4 separate regions of the Homo sapiens genome follow, and all the other regions are linked to region 3. Evidence: chromatin contacts called from ENCODE Hi-C or POLR2A ChIA-PET data. All regions are on one chromosome and are shown on one strand. Each heading gives the region's core, a stretch centred on a gene start or an enhancer-like site at or near the end of the contact. The rest is flanking DNA. Distances are from core to core; before and after follow the strand shown. Region 1 holds the start of SEC13 (SEC13 homolog, nuclear pore and COPII component). Region 2 holds the start of TATDN2 (TatD DNase domain containing 2). Region 3 holds the start of RPL32 (ribosomal protein L32). Region 4 holds the start of MRPS25 (mitochondrial ribosomal protein S25).

Region 1 (3,506 bases), core at 487-2,986, 2.5 Mb before region 3:
CAAAGTGCACAGGAAGGCGGGGAGGGCAGGGTACCAAGGGCACAGTCAATCAGAGACCTGCGACAGACTAAGGAAATGAAGAAGCCCAGAGAAGAGAAAGCACTTGCCAAAGTCACAGAGCTAGTTCAAGGCAGACCTGGGAAAAGAGCCCCATCCCCTAACCTTCTAATGCTGAGTCCACAAAACTTCACTCCACCAGGCTGCCTGTCTAGAATGTAAAGCAGTTGTTACACTGAGTTCTGTAAAGCTGCGGTTAAGTAGGTTCACGAAGAAAGTTTACTGAGAGGTAGTTTCAACCAGGTTACCAAAGGACCTTAGAAATAATCAGCATTTAATTCTAACCACTCTCACCCACCAGTCAGGGTTGATGAACCACACTTCTGAATGAGAGAGAGAGAGAGAGAGAGAGAGAGAGAGAGAAGGCGGGGGGGGGGGGGGGGGAGGAAAGAGGGAGGGGGAGAGAAAAGGACGGAAGGAAGGAGGAAGGGCGGGAGAGAAAGGGAGAGGGAGAGGAAGGGGGGAGGAAGAGGGAGCGGGGAGAGAGAGAGAGAAGAGAGGGAGGGGGAGAGAGAGAAAGGGAGAGGGAGAGGAAGGGGGGAGGGAGAGGGAGTGGGGAGAGAGGGAGGGTGGGGAGAGAGAGAGAGAGAGAGAGAACTTCTTAGAGTACTTCTTCCCAGGGACCTGGTATTATCTGGTCCCTGTTAACACCTGCACTCAAAATAATTCACCTCTTTGAGATCAGATAATGAGTTAAAAATTCATTTAGGATGAGCTGAATGTCAGAGCATAAAAGCCTCAACTCTAACCTGCAGTGGAAGAGCCAGAGGTGAGTGATTTACACCTAACCCTCTGCAGAACAAGAACACAGTGTTCTGATTTCTAGGTTCCTGCAGGTTCCCTCAAACCTGCTGCTGAGACACACCCATGTTTCTAAAAGAATGCATGTACTAGATATTCCAGGCTCAGCCCAGATACTTCCATTCTTTAGTTCTCCTTCAGTCATTCATTCACTCAAGGAGTAAGTGTGGAGTGAATGTACACTGCAGATGCCACAGAGACTTAAAAAACCCTGAGCCCCTGCCTTCGGAGGGTCGTTCAGGCCATCTTTACGTTTCCCGAGGTGCCCATCCTACCTGGGGGCCCTACCCCGAGCAACAGTTCAATCATCTCTGCTGGGAGCTGCAGTAGGCGGCAGAAAGGAATGGTTAGGAGGGTTCAAATCTCGGCTCTACTACCACTTAAGCAGCTGTGCAAGAGGCTCCACGTCTCCGAACCTCAAGTGTCCTCATCTGTAAAGTGTTGAGAAGAATAGCACCTTCTTCACAAGGCTGTTAGCAGGCGGAGATTACGAACAATGCTGAGGGCTCGGTATACAGTAGCTCCTCTGCTGTTCCTCGTTTTGTTTTCAATTGTTGACCGAAAAGAAGGAAGGGAGACTGGCAGGAGACGCAGGAGCGGCGCGCCCCGCAAAGTCAGGGAGGTTCCTCGGCCTCACCTCTGGACTCCCCTCGGAATGGTCCGCAAGGACGGGGCCAGAGCCCCCCAAATCTCTAAGCGGTGGAGGGGAGCTGAACGGCTCCAGCTTGGGATTTGGGACTCAGGACGGCCGAGGAACCCGTGAAGGCCGCGACCGTGGCCTTCACCCTGCTAGGCCTCCTCAGTACCAACACTCACCATGATTGCGGCGGTGGCTGCTCCAGGTCTCGGACGTGGCAGCTCCCGGCGGCGCCTCGGAACAGCTCACTTCCGGCGCCGGGCCCGACGGGCCGTGGCGTAGGAGCCTCCGGGCAGCAACGCGCTCGGCTCGCACAGCAGTTCCGCGCCTTCCAGAGGGCGCGCCCCGCCCTCCCGTGGCCCAGCCCCTATCCTCCAGTGACGTGCGAGACCAGAGGGCTGGGGCTCTGGTTGCCGCAGTTACCCTGACCCGGAGGGCTTTGGAATCTGAAGCTCTGGTGGGTCTACTCTCCCGACCAAGTCTGCCCTTTTCCTGAGATCCATAAATGAAAGAAAGGATTAATATAACTATCGGCCGGGCGCGGTGGCTCATGCCTGTAATCCCAGAACTTTGGGAGGCTGAGCTGGGGGGTGGATCACCTGAGGTCAGGAGTTCGAGACCAGCCTGGCCAACATGGTGAAACCCCGTCTCTACCAAAAATACAAAAATTAGCCGGGCATAGTGGCGCGCGCCTGTAGTCCCAGCTACAGGCTGAGGCAGGAGAATCGCTGGAACCCGGGAGGTGGAGGTTACAGTGAGCCGTGACTGCACCATTGCACTCCAGCCTGGGCAACAGAGAGACACTCTTGTAAAAAAGAAAAAAATCTATCTATCTATCTATCTATCTATCTATCTATCTATCTATCTATCTATCATCTATCTATCTGCAGCTTCACCCGCCTCACTACGGCTCTGGGTGCGACTGGTCTTATGATGAATGTTGTAGGATGAGTGACATCTTAGGAGTAAGTAGACTGTCCTAGTGCTTCCTTGTTGTAGTCTCCCTCTCAGTACCCAAGGACTGGGACCAGGGCAGAGGAGGCCAGGGAATGCCCCTCGCCAGAGGCTGGGACCTCTGGCCCTGCCATCCCTAACCCCTATATAGGACTGCCCCTTCCAAACCGATCCCCTGGGGTCCTGAGTAAGTCCCATCAAGGAGACCCCCCTAGGCAATGAAGGATCTCAGCCAGGCTCCTGCAGCTAGAGCCCCAGACCTAATCCTCAGGGTCCCCAACCCCAGGTCTCTGGCTTCACAAGGTAGGGCAGCTGAAGGCTCCCCACAAGCGCAGTGAGAATGCCACACTGGAGGACAGAGCCTGGGCTCCCCGCCTCAGCCACATATGGTCTAGCCCTGGGCCCCTTGTGACATTAAGGAGGCAGATGAGCTGGGGGAGGCCTTGGCTCCCCTTGGGCAAGTCACAGTCCTTCAGTTTCCTCTGCTGAAACTGGGAGTAAGGACCCTAGCTGGAGATGGTCACTGCTTGAAGGAAGATGTTAAGGCTCAGAGAATGTGATAGACCCAAACTGTCAAGGAGCTTTGGAGGGGAGGCCAGGGGAGTAGGGTGTTAGAATTAAGGGCCAGGCCTCTGGGCAACTCTTCTACCCCACTGCAGCTTTCAAGATTTTTTATTGCCCTCTAGTGGAGAAATTGTTGCAGGGGTGTGAGGGGGTGGTGGTTAGGTTAGAGCAGGGAACAAAGGCAGGTTTCAGGGGATCTCTTGGATCTCCTGTTGTTTTTTTTGTTTTTTTTTTTTTGGAGATGGACTCTAGCTCTGTTGCCCAGGCTGGAGTCCAGTGGTATGATCTTGGCTCACTGCAACCTCTACCTCCCGGGTTCAAGCAATTCTCCTGCCTCAGCCTCCTGAGTAGCTGGGATTACAGGCATGTGCCACCATGCCTGGCTAATTTTTGTAGTTTTAGTAGAGATGGGGTTTCACCATGTTGGCCAGGCTGGTCTCAAACTCCTGACCTCTGGTGATCTACTCTCCTCGGCCTCTCAAAGTGCTGGGAT
Region 2 (3,542 bases), core at 613-3,112, 2.6 Mb before region 3:
CGGGTTCACACCATTCTCCTGCCTCAGCCTCCTGAGTAGCTGGGACTACAGGCATCTGCCACCAGGCCCGGCTAATTTTTGTTTTTTTTTTTGTATTTTTAGTAGAGATGGGGTTTCACCATGTTAGCCAGGATGGTCTCGATCTCCTGACCTCGTGATCCACCCACCTCGGCCTCCCAAGGTGCGGGGATTACAGGCGTGAGCCACCGCACCCGGCCCCTTACCTTGTTTTTTGATTATTGCCAATCTAACGAGTGGAAAATTATAATTTTATATGTACTTTTTAATTTAATTTAATTAATTAATTTTTTTTTTTTAGAGACGGAGTCTCTCACCCAGGCTGAAGTGCAGTGGCGCAATCTTGGCTCACTGCAAGCTCCACCTCCTGGGTTCACGCCATTCTCCTGCCTCAGCCTCCCGAGTAGCTGGGACTACAGGCGCCTGCCACCACGCCTGGCTAATTTTTGTATTTTTAGTAGAGGCGGGGTTTCACCGTATTAGCCAGGATGGTCTCGATCTCCTGACCTCGTGATCTGCCCGCCTTGGCCTCCCAAAGTGCTGGGATCACAGGCGTGAGCCACCACACCTGGCCTTACATGTACTTTTTTAATGGTTGAGGTGGAGCCATCTTTCTTATATTTAGGAGCGTTTCATGATTTGTTTTTGTTCATTGCTTCCTTTGCCTTTTTTTTTTTTTTTCCCTGAGACAGGGGTCTCACTTTGTCTCCCTGGCTGGAGTGCAGTGGCAGTAATCTTGGCTCACTGGACCCTCGACTTCCCAGGCTCAAGGGATCCTCCCACCTCAGCCTCCTGAGTAGCTGGGACTACAGGCGCCCACCACCACACCAGGCTAATTTTTGTGTTTCACTAGAGACAGGATTTCACCATGTTGCCCACGCTGGTCTCGAACTCTTTGCCTCAAGAGATCCACCCACCTCGGCCTCCCAAAGTGCTGGGATTACAGACGTGTGCCACTGGACCCAGCCTCCTTTGCCAGTCTTAATACTAAGTTATTTTATTATTTTGGGAGAATTGCTACATCGAATATCAGCCCTTTGTCATATGTTTCGAGTATTTTTCTGAATTTGTACCTTGTCTTTGATTTTTTTTCTTTTTTGAGACAGGGTCTTGCTCTGTCCTCCAGGCTGGAGTGCAGTGGCGGGATCACAGCTCACTGCAGCCTCGACCTCCCGGCCTCAAGTGATCCTCCCACCTCAGCCTGAGTAGCTGGCATCACGCCCAGCTAATTTTATTTTTTGTAGAGATGGGGGTCGCACCATGCTGGCCAGGCTGGTCTCTAACTCCCGAGCTCAAGCCATCCTCCCGCCTCGGTCTTCCAAAGTGCTGAGATTGCAGGCGTGAGACACCGTGCCCAGCCGTCTTTAATATTTTTCACCAGGCGGATAGTTCACATTTTTGTGTAGTCTTTTTTTTTTTTTTTTTGGTGCCTTCTAATTCTAATTCTTCCCATTTCTGGGTGTGTACTTAGTCTCTCTGAGCCACAGTTTTCTGCTCTATAAAGTGGGGTGATAATGCTCAGTACACGGTTTGCTTTGGCTCGATGAGAAATCCAGGTCTGAAAGCTTCAGGTACAGCGGCCGGCGCTGAGGAAAACAGCGTTAAGTGAGGCGCGTCAGCGGACACCACCTGCCTGCACATCTGGCTGGCCTCAACTTCCCGCTGTTCGAGCCCACGTGAGTGGCTCCGCCCCATCTGGCTTCTGACCAATGGACGAGCTTCCTAAGGCGTACCGTCCCGACTCCAAGGCGCCTGGCTTTGAGGCGGGCTGCGTCTTGCTCGGAGTCCCGCCCCTTGCCGGGTCGAGCAATGGGCGCCTTCCGTTTGGCGCAGGCCCCGCCCCTGTCGCTCTCCGGCCTGCGGGCCGCAGGGCTCGTTCCGGAGGGCGGGCGCCACGGAGGCCGGAGTGGTCGCAGTTCGGGCGGAGGCCGGGCCAGGCGGGGCTGTAGGGCTGGGGCAGGCGGCGGGCTGCCCGGCGGGACAGCTGCGGCAGCCGGCGGGGGGCGTCCTGAGTTGGCGGTCGAGGGCGCTGCCAGCTCCCGAGGGGCCGCTCGGGCCCCTTCCGGCCCGGGTCTGGTTGGGCCGCAGGAGCAGGGCGGGCTGCGGCGCCCGGGTCTGGCCCTGGCCTACGGGCTAAGCGCCCGGCCCCGGGGCCGCGGATCCGGCAGCCATGTGTGGATCTTGAAGCGCCATGTGGTCTTCTGAAGCGCTTGACAGTTCTAAAGGGCTTTATATTGCAAACTGATCAAAGCGCTTCGTAGCCCCGGAAGCGCTTAGGCATCTCCGAAGTAGCGCTGGGCAAAGTGAAGGCTTCCTGATCTCAGAAGCACGTTGTGGGCTTGGAAACCGACGGCAGCCTTTAGTCAATTTTGGATCGCTTTGACTTCTCCAACACGGTTTGGCATCTCTGAAACCTTGAGAACTGTGATGGGCAGTGGAAAGAAGAGGGAAAGGTCAGTGAGGCTAGCCCCTGGCTCTGCCCTTATGTCTTGCCGTCCTCCTGGGCCCGGGGTGGCGGGAATCTGAGGTGGGGTCGCCAGGAAGGGTGGTGTTGGAATCCAGGCCCCCTGTACCTTGCAGGTGCCCATGGCGTCCGAGCGGGGCAAGGTCAAGCACAACTGGAGCAGCACGTCGGAAGGGTGTCCCCGCAAGCGCAGCTGCCTCCGGGAGCCCTGTGATGTGGCCCCCTCCAGCCGGCCAGCTCAGAGGTCTGCGTCGCGTTCTGGAGGGCCCAGCAGCCCCAAGCGCCTGAAAGCCCAGAAGGAGGACGATGTGGCTTGCTCGCGGAGGTTATCCTGGGGCTCATCCCGCCGCAGAAATAACTCCTCCTCCTCCTTCTCCCCACATTTCTTGGGCCCTGGTGTGGGCGGGGCCGCCTCCAAAGGCTGCCTGATTCGGAACACTCGGGGGTTCCTGTCTTCAGGGGGATCCCCTCTGCGTCCTGCCAACGCCTCTTTGGAAGAAATGGCTTCTCTAGAGGAGGAAGCCTGCAGCCTTAAGGTAGGTGGCTGCCACGCTTTGCAATCGGTGAAGCCCCTTCCACATGGCTTGAGAGGTTGGGGATGGGAATTTTGGTGGAAGGAGACTACAAAACATTACATCCTTGAAGGTCTGGAAGGTCTTTCTAGAAGTCCACTCCCCCCAAACTCGAAGACCTAGCAGTCTTCCAGGCGCGTGGCCTGAAGTTAAGTAGAGAGGTAATTTTCAAACTCGGCAGCACTTTGGAACTACTTGGAAAGCTTTAAAATACTTGGGCCTGCCTCCTACTCCAGAGAAACTGATTTATTGGGCTGAGGTGTGGTCTGGGCTTCCAGATTTTTCAGTGCTCCCCAGGTTATTGTAAACGTGCAGCCCCGTTGGAGAATCACTGCAGTAGAAGGTGGATTATGTGCTCAAGAGAAGAATGTATTTATTTTAGTTGTCAGTTTAAAGAATTGTGTGCCCTTGTACTTTGAACCACTCTGAATCACAGAACCAAGAATTGCGGTTCTTGGTGTAGCTTTTCTCCAAAGTCATAGTTTCCA
Region 3 (3,701 bases), core at 1,182-3,681:
AGAAGACCAAGTCACCTCCTTCAGCAAAGGAAACACCTTGAATTCCCCAACAAGCATTCTCTAAAATCCTGCAAGGAACAACTTCTGATTCCCTCAGAGAATGTACAACACCCCCCGCCAAAATGCATCCCAAGAGTTTGTAGAGTTCCTGCCAGAAGTGCTCACACAGATGCAAACTTCTGATCACTGAAAACTAGAGGTGGGACCCAACTCACTTGTTGCACATCAGCAGCACTTCCAGCTCCTTGACGTTGTGGACCAGGAACTTCCGGAAGCCACTGGGCAGCATGTGCTTTGTTTTTTTGTTGCTTCCATAACCAATGTTGGGCATCAAGATCTGGCCCTTGAATCTTCTACGAACCCTGTTGTCAATGCCTCTGGGTTTCCGCCAGTTACGCTGAAGGAAATAATACACAGGTGGGTTAGCGTCTGTGCAGAGTGCGAACTCTTCCTTTTGGGGAGGGAAAAAAAGGACCAAATGAAAAGGAAGTATGCCACACAGTAGTTGCCTTTGGTAACAGGACTTCACTATTTCCTTACTTTTTTGGTGGGAAAAACCAGGAGCTCGTGGCTTTAGCCACTAGGGATGAAGGCACCCCCACCATTGCCACTCCCAAGCAATGGAGGAGGCACCAATGGGATGCGAGGGGACTGTGTAGATACTGAGATGGCAAGCACAGCTGCAGACACTGCTCTCAGCACCTGAGTTTTCTTGTCTATAAAATAGGGATCCTGCTGTCACAAGGCAACCCAAAATACAGGACACAAATGCAAAGCCCTCTGAACACATCAAAACGGCCAAATGTCCCTTTTCATTAAAGTTTCGCTTCACACATCAAGAGACATAAGTACCAGCACTAGGGCACACTGGGGGAGACCTGTATTTCTACAGAAAGCTCTTCCACAAGCCAGTTCATCGGTCAAAGATAATCCTGACTAGGTGATGTCAGAAACTGTTGGAAACTCTTTTCTTCACCCCACACCCATTTCCATCCCAGGACCACATACCTTAATTTTGACATATCGGTCTGACTGGTGCCGGATGAACTTCTTGGTTCTCTTTTTGACGATCTTGGGCTTCACAAGGGGTCTGAGGGCGGCCATGATGCCTTTTGGGGAAGAAGCGGCCCCAGGTGAGGAAGAATCCTGGAAGGAGGCTTTCCTGCCCAGGGACTGAACACTGTCGCAGAGTGTCTTCCAATCGCCAGCTACGGAGCAAGCTGGGAATGGAATGGGTGCCTCTGCCAGGCTTGCTTTCCCTCCCTTTCCGAAGCTGGCAGAATACTAGGCACTCTCCAGATGCGATCCCAGGAGGTCAAGGGTCACCTCACCCACTCAGAGCCCAAAGAATGCCAACAGCTGAGCAAATCAAAACTGACCCCAAGACACTCTCAATTTGCAAGGGGCAGCAAATCCCACCCCACCAGTGTCCGAACCCCCAGATGGTCCTTCCGGTAGTACTGGCCTTGACCATCTACTTGAACCTGAGTCTTTTCCTCACCTGTAAAATGAAGATGACACTGCGCGCTGAATGCCTGCAGTGCCTGTCACAGGGTAAATGTTCAATAAAACCTTCTAATTCCCTAGGGAGCTGCTGCGCTACCACACCCTCAACACACACAAAACCACCATATACCTCTGAAGATGCCTCAAACCTGGAGATCTTCCAGTATCAACTCACACCTTCCTCAGTGTGGTCTTCCGAGCCATTGATTTCCTACAGCAGCACCCCTTCTGCTCTCTTCGCAGCCATCAACTGGCCCAGAGTGGGTACTCAATGAACCACGTATTCAAAACGACTCTGCCTTCTGGCCCATGATATCCTCGAAGGCAAGGTGGGGGCAGTTGCATCTTCATATTCCCAGAGATACTACCAGAATTTCTGCCTGCAGCTGGACCAGCCGACCTACAGCTCGTCTTTCCTTGGCGGTCCCGCAGCAGCAGCCCTCGGGCCAGAGACTGCAGCGGAAGAAGCCGGCCATGGCATGAACGAATACACGTGGGCCGACATTGGTGAGCGCTGGGATCCACAGATCCCAGCTGAAAGCTGTCAAGCTGGGCCACCCCTGGTCGTCCCACGGCCCCCAGGAGACCCCGAAGTCTGGCCTCAACTAGCACCCTCCACCGCCAAGGAACAAACAAGCAGCCCGCAGCTCTGAATACAGGCGGAGGGCAGGAGGCTCTGGGACGCAAAGCCCTATCAACTCGGCGGCTTCGTTCTGTTCCTGTACACGCTCCAGTAAGCTGACAATAACAATACCCACAGACACTACCGCGCTGAAGGGGAGGCCTCCGCACCACTGGGCGACGGGGCCAGATGAATCCCGCAGGAATGCGGATTGCCACGGATTAACACTTACCGAGAAGGAGATGGCTGCCACCTCCGTAGGCAGCGCCGAGGAAGAGAGAAGGGACGGTGGCGCGCAAGGGCTGATGGGTCGTAACCCCTGGGTCCTAGCAGGGAAAAAGGCAAGCACTTCCGGCTCCGGCTCTTTTAAATAAAATAAAGACACGTCAAAAAATAATGCCGCAAAAATTCTGAGTATACATGTTTTAATAGACAATAATAACTAGGAATAGGACTGAGAAATGTATTCTACCTATCCTTGGGACTACGTAGAAATTTGGAATTCTTTCTGAGCTAATAAGACCTGGTGGAGGGAGGAATTTACTTCCGCCAGAAGTCGAAGCCAATCCGCTTTTGGGCTATTTCCGCCCGCGTTTCTTCTACTCCGAAGTGCGCCTCTTAGTGGTCAGAAGAGAACAAGACAGAGACTTCCTAATAATTTCATCACCGAATTTAGACAGTAAATAGTAACGAAAACAGCTAACATGCGATGGAGTTCACTATGCCTACCACAATTCTATAACGTACCCCTATTATTGTCTCCATTTTGCATATGTGGAAGATGAAATTTGGAGACTTGACTCCAAACTCCACGCTTCTAACCACTGGGCGAAACTGCCTAGTTTTTCTTTGTTCATTTTTTAGAAATGGGGTCTCACTCTGTTGCCCAGGCTGGTCTTGAACTCCTGGGCTCAAACGATTCTCTCGCCTCAGCCTCCTGAGTAGCTGGGATTACGGGCACGAGCTACTGCCTAGATGTTTTTTGTTTTGTTTTGTTTTTTGGTTTTTGGTTTTTTTTAGACAGGGCCTCCCTCTGTCACCTAGGCTGGAATGCAAAGGTGCCATCTCACGGCTCACGGCAGCCCCTGCCTCCCAGACTGCCTAGTTTTTAAAGATGCTCTTGATTTGTTTTGCTTAGCTTTTGTATTTAAGATTATTGTGCAAATTGGCTGAGCACTATGGTTCACACCTATAATTCCAATACTTTGGGAGTCTGAGGTGGGAGATTTGCTTGAGCCCAGGAGTTCAAGACCGGCCTAGGCAACATAGTAAGACCCTGTCTCTACAAAAAATAAAATAATTAGCTGGGGCTGGTGGCGCATGCCTGTAGTCCCAGTTACTCGAGAGGCTGAGCTGGGATGATCACGTGAGCCCAGCAGTTCTAGACTGCAGTTAGCTGTGATAATGCCACTGCACTCCAGCCTGAGTGACAGAGCAAGACTCTGTCTCAACAACAACAAACCTATAAAGACAAATAACCCAATTGAAAAATGGGTAAAGAATCCAAATAGACATTTCTCTGTGGCCAATGAACACATGAAATGATCCACATCATTAGCCATCAGGGAAATAC
Region 4 (3,485 bases), core at 514-3,013, 2.2 Mb after region 3:
GTGGCACAGGCCAGCCCCTACCACCAGGAACAAAGAAACAGTGAATGGCTGTTTGTATCCCATTTACCTAGAGGACATTAAAATATCTGAGAATGTAAGTAAGAGGCTCACAGGCTTATTTTGATTGGCTGGCCATTTAAAAGCCAGAGATTTACATAAAAACCTAGATTTCAGCTTCTTGACAAATGAGAAATTCTCCACGGAGCCCACAATGCCAAACAGTGAAGGGCCCTCTGGATAGGGCATGTGCTCTCCAGCTCGCTGCGGGCCGCACCGAGACCCCCACCCCTTCCCATTATCTGCCTGGCAGTTGCCCGGGGACAAAGGTGTGCACAGTTGTGCAGTAGGTTATGAAGGAGTATCTGGGTGCCCATACACCCTAAGACCAAGACCAAGTCTTCCAGGAAGCCATCAAGCCAGCTGATTCCAGGCAAGCAGGTCCAAGTTATCAGATTCACCTGCGCAGAGCAAATGGCTAGGAAGCGGCTTCCGGATCTCTTGAAGGGCCATGCAGTGAAGGTCCGTCACCAAGGGGACCATGCCCCACAAGAAGTTGCTCCCCGCCCCCACGCCTCATTTTGATCCAACATACACCCAAGTCCCAAAGTTTCTGCGGGCTAAGGCTGCCTCCTCCATCACTGCTGAACTCCCAGCACACAGCACACAGCCTAGCACTCAGAGTGTACTCAATAAATGTAGACTTCATACCTGCAGAGCCTAAGGCACTGCTTAGGGCTGCCTCAGGGTCAATCCAAACCTTTCACTTGCCAACTGCCATTCAATGAGTCCCTACTCTGCTCCAAGCTGAAAGACATCCTAGGCGTTCCCTACAGTTCCTTCTAGTCGGGGTAGGGTCTGCCGCTGCACAGCTGACATAATTAATCACTTCCTTCCAAACCTTGAGTCCCGAAGGAAGCGGCCACACTGCCCGGCTCACCGCTCACCGGCTGGCATGGTGTCTCGTGGAGCTGCAAGTTACTTAACCTCTCTGTGCGCTTCCCCAGCCTTAGAGTGGGGATAAGCTGGGGTTTCTCTAGGCATCAGAAAAAAGAAAGCGCGAGAAGCATTCAGAACTGTGCGAGATATGATCAGTGTTCGCCGCTGTTATTTCTCTCATTTTATCCTCAGATTCGTCCTGGGGTGTCACCCCCGTCACCCCGAAAGGATCTGCGGCTGCCCCTCCCCAGCGCTTGCCTTGCTGGCCAGAGGGGCCAAGGGAACTGGTGGCCTCCCTCGGGTCAGCCTCGCCCACCGCGCCGGAGGAAGGAGATCCAGGAGTGGGGTTCTTGTCCTCCGCCCCCCAAACCTCGTCACGACTGCAGCCGGCCCGGCGGGGGCCCCGCCGTCCGCCTCAGTCTGGACCTCTGTAAAATGGGGGTAACAGCGCCGACCTGGGGGGCCCGCCCCGGGGATGAACGGCCGCCCAGAGCGACTCGGGACCTCACGTTACCAGCAGGCTGGCACGACTAGCAGGTTACGGCTCGCCAGGCGGCCGGGGCTGCGACTGACCTGGCGCCCTCGCCCAGCTCCCCATGCGTGTTGTAATTCACTGTCATGACCTTCACGGAGTCCTTGAACACCACGTTCCCCTGGCTCAGATATTGCAGGGTGCGGCGGATGGGGAAGCGGCCCTTCATGGGCATGGCGGCAACGGTGGCGGGGCCGACCCCACGGGCCGCGAGCCGAGCAGCGACGAGAAAGGACTAGCTAGCACCCGCGCGGATCTCACGCGGCTTCTCCCCAGAGCCAGGTTCCACTTCCCGCGCAGACGCACAGGAGACGCTTCCCGGCGGGCAGCGCACGCCGCGGAGCACTCTGGGACTTGTAGGCGGCCTTCGACCCGGCGCGGCGAGAACCGGTGTGTGCAGCTTCGCTTTAGGACGCCTTCCCCTTGGAAGGTTTAGGTTGTCGCGTCCTGTAAATTAGTCATTTCCCCATCCACCCACGGGAAAATATTTTTACATAGGCTAAAAGTCAGACATTGCAATAAGAAATAATCAGGAAAGCTCAGTTTGGATACCAAGTCAGCTGATAACGTCCTATTGAACGTATTGTCCATTTTTCTCCCCAAACATCTCCAGTTTTATCATGAAGAGTTCAAACTGCACTTTCTGACGTTGACTTAAACTTCTTAGCAAAAGAAAAAAAGATGGTTTGGGATCAATTCCTTCCTAAATTCAGCCACTTAACTCAGGACCTCAATTTTTTCGTAAACAAACTATGGGTGAGATGTATTTCTAGGGCCAGGCGCGGTGGCTCCCGCCTGTAAACCCAGCCTTTGGGGAAGCCGAGGCGGAAGGATCGCTTGAGGTCAGGAATTCGAGACCAGCCTGCCCAACATGGCGAAACCCCGTCTCTACTGAAAATACAAAAATTAGCCTGGTGTGGTGGCAGCACCTGTGGTCCCAGCTACTCAGAAGACTGAGGTGGGAGGATCGCTCGAACCCGGGAAGTTGCAGTGAGCCGAGATCGCGCCACTGCACTCCAGCCTGGGCGACAGAGCAAGACTCCCTCTCAAAAAAAAAAAAGATACATTTCTGAAGTACTCTTGATCTGAAAGGTATTTCTCCTTCTCTTTTGAAGAGTGATTTTGCCAGATTTAGAATTCTAGGTTAGTGTTTTTCCTTTCCCTCCCTCCCTTCTGGAGTGCAATGGTGCTATCTTGGCTCACCGCAACCTCCGCCTCCCAGGTTCAAGTGATTCTCCTGCCTCAGCCTCCCGAGTAGCCGGACTTACAGGCATGCGCCACTACACCCAGCTAATTTTGTATTGTCAGTAGAGACGGGGATTCTCCATGTTGGTCAGGCTGGTATCAAACTCCTGACCTCAGATGATCCGCCCGTCTCAGCTTCCCAAAGTGCTGGGATTACAGGCGTGAGCCACTGCGCCTGGCCCTGGTGTTTTTCTTTCAACAATTTAAATAGTTCACTCCACTCTTTTTTTGCTTGCATGGTTTCAAACAAGTAATTAAATGCAATTACATTTATAGGTATGATGGCTTTTTCCTTTAGCTTCTTTCAAATTTTCTCTTGGTGTTTGGTTTACGGGGTTAGAATAAGGTAATGCAGATCTGTAGATGTTTTGTATTTGTCCTGCTTGGAGTCCTCTGAGCCTCCTGGATCTGTGATTTCATGTCTGTCATTAATTTTGTAAAGTTCTTAGCCATTTATTAGTTCAGGTATTTATTCTTCACTCTTTTCTCTTTCTAGTATTCAAGTTAAATGCATTTTATGTCTTCTGGAATTGCCTCATAGTTCTCGAATGTTCTGGCGGGGTGATGGAGGTTCTCTTTGCATTTTAGTGGGGAAGTTTCTGTTGACCTATCTTCAAATTCATTTAATCTTTGGTTATGGACAGTCTACTGATAAGCCCATTAAGGCATTTTTCATTTAAGGTTTTAACTTCTAGCACTTCCTTTTGATTCTTAGGGTGTTTGTTTGTTTGTTTTGAGACAAAGTCTCTGTCACCCAGCCTGGAGTGCACTG

The links. A loop is a pair of places that touch in the nucleus more often than their neighbours do. ChIA-PET counts read pairs that join two places held with the same protein, here RNA polymerase II (POLR2A). Pooled maps may share reads with other maps.
Region 1: a map of naive thymus-derived CD4-positive, alpha-beta T cell shows a loop between it and region 3 (24-fold over the local background). The contact joins the promoter of SEC13 here to the promoter of RPL32 in region 3. A Hi-C loop is called at or near these places in 1 of 168 maps with a recorded cell type or tissue (naive thymus-derived CD4-positive, alpha-beta T cell) and 8 of 50 pooled maps. POLR2A ChIA-PET finds 5 or more read pairs at or near these places in 2 of 52 experiments (CD4-positive, alpha-beta T cell and activated T-cell).
Region 2: a loop to region 3 is called in a map of naive thymus-derived CD4-positive, alpha-beta T cell, with 32 times the contacts of the local background. The contact joins the promoter of TATDN2 here to the promoter of RPL32 in region 3. A Hi-C loop is called at or near these places in 1 of 168 maps with a recorded cell type or tissue (naive thymus-derived CD4-positive, alpha-beta T cell) and 8 of 50 pooled maps. POLR2A ChIA-PET finds 5 or more read pairs at or near these places in 1 of 52 experiments (SK-N-SH).
Region 4: a loop to region 3 is called in a map of CD8-positive, alpha-beta T cell, with 10 times the contacts of the local background. The contact joins the promoter of MRPS25 here to the promoter of RPL32 in region 3. A Hi-C loop is called at or near these places in 2 of 168 maps with a recorded cell type or tissue (CD8-positive, alpha-beta T cell and naive thymus-derived CD4-positive, alpha-beta T cell) and 7 of 50 pooled maps.

Annotation. Positions count from the first base shown.
Region 1 is chr3:10,319,376-10,322,881 of GRCh38, forward strand. It overlaps SEC13 (SEC13 homolog, nuclear pore and COPII component), which reads right to left and starts at 1,737. Exons shown (of 9, transcript NM_183352.3): 1 at 1,675-1,737. The coding sequence starts at 1,677. RefSeq lists enhancers at 1,403-1,702, 1,450-2,045 and a silencer at 1,893-1,972.
Region 2 is chr3:10,246,597-10,250,138 of GRCh38, forward strand. It overlaps TATDN2 (TatD DNase domain containing 2), which reads left to right and starts at 1,863. Exons shown (of 8, transcript NM_014760.4): 1 at 1,863-2,471; 2 at 2,599-3,018. The coding sequence starts at 2,605. RefSeq lists a silencer at 1,749-2,178 and an enhancer at 2,431-3,299.
Region 3 is chr3:12,839,134-12,842,834 of GRCh38, forward strand. It overlaps RPL32 (ribosomal protein L32), which reads right to left and starts at 2,432. Exons shown (of 4, transcript NM_000994.4): 1 at 2,361-2,432; 2 at 1,009-1,109; 3 at 216-397. The coding sequence starts at 1,104. It overlaps SNORA7A (small nucleolar RNA, H/ACA box 7A), which reads right to left and starts at 1,317; the gene lies at 1,179-1,317. RefSeq lists enhancers at 792-1,730, 1,731-2,667, 2,761-3,010.
Region 4 is chr3:15,063,552-15,067,036 of GRCh38, forward strand. It overlaps MRPS25 (mitochondrial ribosomal protein S25), which reads right to left and starts at 1,764. Exons shown (of 4, transcript NM_022497.5): 1 at 1,510-1,764. The coding sequence starts at 1,643. RefSeq lists an enhancer at 1,744-1,923.